Linked DNA regions of Mus musculus: region 2 is linked to region 1. Evidence: chromatin loops called from intact Hi-C (ENCODE). Cell type or tissue: heart. All regions are shown on one strand. Links, peaks and the distances in the headings refer to the core of each region. The heading gives the core; the rest is flanking DNA.

Region 1 (2,912 bases), core at 135-2,634:
CTAAAATGGATGCAGAACTGTATTGGTTAGGAGAGACCATCTGGGCTACATGCAAAGAACTCCATCTGCTGACATGATGCAGGTGTGGAATGTTGGTTCCCACCTGGAGGATGCTGGGAACCTGTGGATGCCTCATTCTCATGGTCAGACCAGACTCCTCCCTAAATACCATGAGCCATGACTCGATAAGAAATCCTTCCGATATATCTAGGGAAGAAAGCATCAGTAATGTCTAGTTTCCACATGGATGAGTCTTACAGAACAATCTCGGGTAAACGAAGACAAAGCTAGACCCAGACTGGAATAAGAGTCCAAGCAGAGAGTGTCGGAAGCCATACAAACAAACCACAGAGTGAGGAGTCATAGATGGTCAAGGGCTGACACTTTACCCCCATGGAAGCTGAAGCGGGTGACATCCTTCAGGGCAGCTCCTGGATCACGTGCTACGGGGACCAAAACATGCGTTTCTGATCTACCTCTCACCGTCCTTTCTCCTGAGATATGACTGAACTAAGAGTTTGCGTCCTCGTTAAGAGGAGGCGCGGATCTTGAGAGAGCTTCCCAGGTGACGTCTTAGTCTGTGAGTGACAGTTACACAGCTGTGGCCATCGTGGTCATTCGTCAGGCTGTGCATTGACGGCTGGACATTTCTATACGTACAATATAACTCAATCATAAAGTTAAAAATAAGGAGTTGGTGAAAAGGCTCAGCAGCTAAGAGTATGAACTACTTTTGTGGAGGGCTGGGGTTCAGTTCCCAGCTCCCATAAAGATGTTAACAGCCATCTACAACTCAGTTCCAGCGCCCTCTTCTGGGCTCCTCAGGCACTACACACATTTGGGCACAGATATACCTGTAGGAAAACACCCATACACATAAAATATTTTTTAAAAAATAAATCTATTTTTAAATTATAAAAAAGCACAATGATTGACACCACGTATATATTTCTTTTAACTGACCCTCTTTTGATCAATAATTTATTATAGGAAACTGAATAAGTAAATCATAAGAATTACTGATTATACCTTGTTTTTAATGACAGTCTTTGGAGCGTTATGTATTTTCAAACCAAGAAATAATTCTTTTCATTCCTGCAGGTGGAGACAAAGCTGTATCATTCAATCTTAGGCCCTTTGTTAAGAAATGCCTACTTCTCGAATGGAAGTAAATATTGTCTTTGACAAAATCCTGGTTACCCCAAGGTCAGTTTAATGGCATTACTTGGAAATGTAATAAGTGAAAAGACAGTATATTAAAATTCTTTCACTTTCTTCTTTGCTCTCTGTTAAACTCTTAGGGTGACAACCTGTGTCACACTGCTGTTTTTAAAAGATGCTAAAGTTGGCAGTTTTCATGTGTGTGACTCTGAAGAGGACAAAACTTAGATTGTGTGCCAGGTCAGGCTAAGCGAACACAGCCAGACATTCCTTCTTGTAAAACACAGTCTCCAACCAAGACAGGGGATGCTGTACCAGCCAAGAGCCTAGAATCTGTTTCATTTTAATCTCCTGACATCTGAGTATCACTTGTCTTTTGTAAGTGGTAGTGGCCATATATAGCTGCAAAACGAGTTTGACAGAGGAGCCTGACTCCTGGACTTACTGAGAGGGCTTTCCATTACTCTGGGTGAAGCCATTTTGAAAGAAACCTATACTTACAAACTTTGGGCTCAATAAAGTGTGGGCAGGGAAGCAAGCATGGGGTAGCGAGGCTGGACCTAGGGTCAGCTCAATCTAGACACACTGCGTGCGGCTCATTCCAGGTAGGGGAGCTGACATCAAGAAAGTGGAAGAGAGTTCAGTGCTGGTGGAGCTGCCACAGCCATCGAGGTCAGCTGAGTCCATCTGCTCACGTGACTCGGGAGAGTCCTATAAGCAGGTCCCCGGCCGAAACCGCCCACGCTGAGCCTCAGGTGCAGACATAGCTTGTGGGTAACTGCAGAGCGTAAGCAGTTACACTCAGCTGACCGCGGTGGTGGTAACAGCTCCATCAACACTGAAGTCTCTTCCACTTTCTTACTACCTCTTGACTGCTGAATTCGGCTCCCCACTCTTCTTTCCCGTCCCCTTCTTCCCACATGGTTCAGAGTCATGACCACTCTGGACTCTCCCAGTTTTGTCTGCCGCTGGGTAAGCTCTCCCACATATCTATAATAAACCTCCTCCACTATATACCCAGGAGCAGTCGTGTTCTTCTCGTGTCCTTTCCTTTTCTTTTTATTTCTTGTTTTCCATCATCCACCATAGTCTGTCACTTTCTCACAGGACTGAAAGCAATAGATGATCAACCCTTGATTAGAACCTCTGAAACCATGAGCCAAATTAGAATTAGACATCTTTAAAGTTGACCCGTTCCGTTATTGCCCAGTGGTGGCATTGTGGCAAACAGAGCTCATACCGTGTTATTGCTGTGACTACAGCTGACAGTATGAGCTGGGAGCCTGTGGGGACTTCTGAACACCCAGGCAAGAGCAAGCCTAAGATACTTTTAAGCCACTAAGTCACGAACATTCCCGTGGGAGCCCAGAAAACTGCGATACTGAACTGCTCTGAGCTCCCTCTGCTCCAGGTCCGTGTCGCTCACTTGGAGTCCTCCCCTACCATGGCCATGGGTGTGTAGATGGGCGCCATCTGCCCCAGCAATGAGCTCACCTGTGTAAAGCTCACAGTCCTGCCTGGTGCACAGCACCGGGAAACATGAAGATGGAAAGAGATATGATTCCTTCTGCAATAGAAACAGGCCATTTTGCTTTATGTTACGCAAGTAGGAAGCCATTTGAGGACGGAGGGGTATCTCCAGATGAATATGGGTCAGAGATCTAAGCTGGCGATCTCTCTAGACTATATCAATGGAGCCACTGGGCACCCATGCATGGATGAAACCCTCTGTCTTCTTAAACAGGTTCCTT
Region 2 (2,912 bases), core at 308-2,807, 320 kb after region 1:
AGAGGGAATGCCACTTCATTAGATCATGGTCGCTTGCTGGTGACCCTCGGAGCTGTAGCCTGAGGAGAAGGGGGTGTTATGGTCCTCTTTAGCCATGTTGATTTTTCATGGACTTATAACTTTCCTCGGTTGGTACTTACCACCGAGATTCAGGTTCGAATCCTGTACAAACCACCCCAATAGACACCGGTGTTCAAGTTGCACAGATGAATTTTGGAGAAAGTAATCACATTTACATATGGAGTCCCTTTCATTGAAAATAAGTAGAACCTCAACGGGAAAAGAGACTAAGGGTGCTCTTCTCCCCGTGGCATTAAGAGAGGCTGCAATAGTGTCGAAGTAGCACCTACTCTGCAGAATCCTTGAAAGGTGTTTCGGGGGAGCAGGGGAGTACGGGCTTAGACAATGTTACTCATTCACTTAGAATACATGGTGATTTAGTTCTATCACTCTGTAGTCTAGATAAGTGTCTGCTCGGTGGACAAGTAATAAATAAATTAAAGATGAGAGCTGGAATTGCTATCATAGGCATGTTAGAGGTCTCTTGAATTCCTAGGGATTTCCTTGGATAGTTTCTACTCAAACCACTGCCAGAATCATATTGAACTGAGGAGGACAAGGCCATAAAGACTGCTAAACTCATTGCCTGCGCTTGAATCACAAAGGGAAAAAGTTGGTATCGGCCCCACATTGCCACCTTGCTTAGTTCCTGCCTACCGACCTCTCTGTGGTAAGGAAACCAAACCCTGGGAACCATGGCCAGGTTTGAAATAGCATCCAGGTTTCTGGGTCTCAGCATCCATGTTTAGTCTGTGAGGTGGCCCCGTCAACAAGACTCTTAAAAGTTTCTGCTACATTTGGGAAGAGTTAACTAGGAAGGAGGGTACCCTGCCTTCCCCCAGGCCTGACAGAAAACCTCTCACTCCCACCCTGGCAGTGGGTGACTGGGGGCTGCGAGGGACACTTCACTTGGAGACCAACTGGCAGCTTGTCAGCTTGGCCTGCTACACAAGTCAGAGGCCTCTAAGGAGGCCTGGAGATGTTTTGGCTCCACACCCAAAAGCACTCTGAGCGTGGGGGCAAGAAGAACCAGCCAGTCTTCCAGAAGGGCCAGTTTCCCAAGAGCAGCAGCATGGGCTGCCAGGTTCAGGGTCATGCAGCCAAAGCCACCAGGAGATGCTCTGAGCTGCATGGTGAGGGAGAGAGAGCTTCCTGATGCTCAGCTTAGATGAATGTGGTCCAAGACAACAAAGGACCTGGCTGCCTTTTACCGCTCCCTTTTCAGGGTAAAAGTTGAGTTTGAAGATTCCACTTGTATAAGAATTAATATGAAAGGAATTCTGAACCCTGTTATGGCATTGTGTTATAATAATGGAATGCTCTCCCCGCCCAATCTGGCTTGCTGTCCCCTGGACCGTGCCAACAACAAGCCAGCTCCACAGTGTGTAAGGGTGGCTGTGGGGACAGCCTCTGGAGCTGAGAGAGAGGCTGCAAAGGCTTCATGATGGTCAAATGGACAGAGTGGATCCAGGGATGCCAGCCACCTTTCTGCATACACATGTGGGCCCAGGAGGACACATGCTTGGGGCTGGGGTGTCTCGTCCCTCTGAGAACTAATGTGGACCCATGTGGCCAGTTTAATGCTTGAAGGCTGCAGCTGAATGACCAGCTCATTGTCCCTGGTGCAATACACAATGGGTTCCAGAAACAGAAAACAAAATGCTCTTTAAGCAGTGAGCTGTGTTCCGGGTGGAAATTAGGAGTCCGGAGCAAAACGATTTTCCTGCGCAAACCAGATGGGGAGGGGATACTGTAGCTGCCCTTTTAATCTGCTTGTTCCCTGGAGTGTAAGGATTTGACAGAGTTTATCTTGAATTTACCAGTTCAGAGAGACATTCTAGTGACCAAAGGGGGAAACATTTATTCTCAAAGTCATCAAAGGCCTGGATGGCTCAGGAAAGAGGAAAGGGTGACAGTCTCTTTTCCACATCCATTGAACTTTGCAAGCTGGGTTGAACTCCCGCTGTACCGTGAGGGATGCCGGTAAGACATGAGAAAGGTCTTCCAGCGGGAGGAAGGTTCAGCCCGCCCTGCAATGTGTCACTGGGAAAGGATGCTACAGCGTTGCCTGGGAGGGACCGTGTCTGATGTGTGTGTGAGGGGCGGAGTCCTGCAGTTCTACAGAAGCCCCTGGCTGCTTAGGCAGTGATAAGGGAGGTTTGTTTATGTTGAGAGTCTTCATAGTTGGGTTCCTATCATTCTGTCTTCTCCCAGAATCTCTCCGTTGGAGACAGCGTACCTTCTTCCATTTCCTTTTGGCCAAGTCTAGTCTCCCCAGGCGCTGCTTAATCTTGCCTTAGGAAATGCCTCTCTGGGTGGCCTCTTCCTTTCCTGCCAGGGCCCAGACCACTCTGAGGATGGAACAATGGCTGTGGAAGATAGGTCTGGTTGAGTGAGCTGCTGTGTGCCCACGTGCACACGTACATTTCTTTTCCTTTTCTCTACAGTATCCGTTCATCTACTAACAGGTTTTAACAGCCAGGCCAATCTTCTTCCACACAGAGCAATGTCAGAAAACCCAGGCAACTCTCAGAGCCAAGAAGGAAGTCATTACCAGTCTCCATGGGTGTATTCTAAGTCCCAGATGTGAAAGAAGGAGGCCTCTCCCCACGGGTTCACAGAGAGCTGGACACTAATTGAAGCCACCCCAAAGCTGAGGGGCTAACCAGATGCACCCGGATGGACAAGCCTACTTCTTCAGATTAAAGGGGAGAAAAAGAACTCCCCCTTGCCCATTTCTACATTACTCTTAGGGCACAAACCAAATGCTTTATTCAACTATGTATCTTTACTGCATGGGAAGACGTTCATTGTGCAGTCGTTAATAACTGCTAGGTGCTGAATAGGCACAT

What was found. Hi-C counts contacts between places; a loop is a spot of excess contacts. Peaks named below come from ENCODE experiments on the same cell type or tissue, not always from the same donor. Only the 100,000 strongest peaks of a DNase experiment are listed, where the experiment ranks them.
Region 2: it touches region 1 in a loop (1.8-fold over the local background); 2 of 42 quality-filtered maps call a loop at or near these places.

Annotation. Positions count from the first base shown.
Region 1 is chr3:52,960,065-52,962,976 of GRCm38, reverse strand. No RefSeq gene overlaps it. Among named protein-coding and RNA genes, the nearest start is that of Gm30402, 3.6 kb to the right of the region's middle. In heart, for the core only: a CTCF peak has its summit at 1,089; no DNase peak of the experiment used is centred there; H3K27ac peaks cover 649 bases.
Region 2 is chr3:52,640,170-52,643,081 of GRCm38, reverse strand. No RefSeq gene overlaps it. Among named protein-coding and RNA genes, the nearest start is that of Gm30235, 8.3 kb to the left of the region's middle. In heart, for the core only: no CTCF peak of the experiment used is centred there; DNase peaks (open chromatin) are centred at 1,051, 1,421, 2,061, 2,371 and 1 weaker place; H3K27ac peaks cover 723 bases.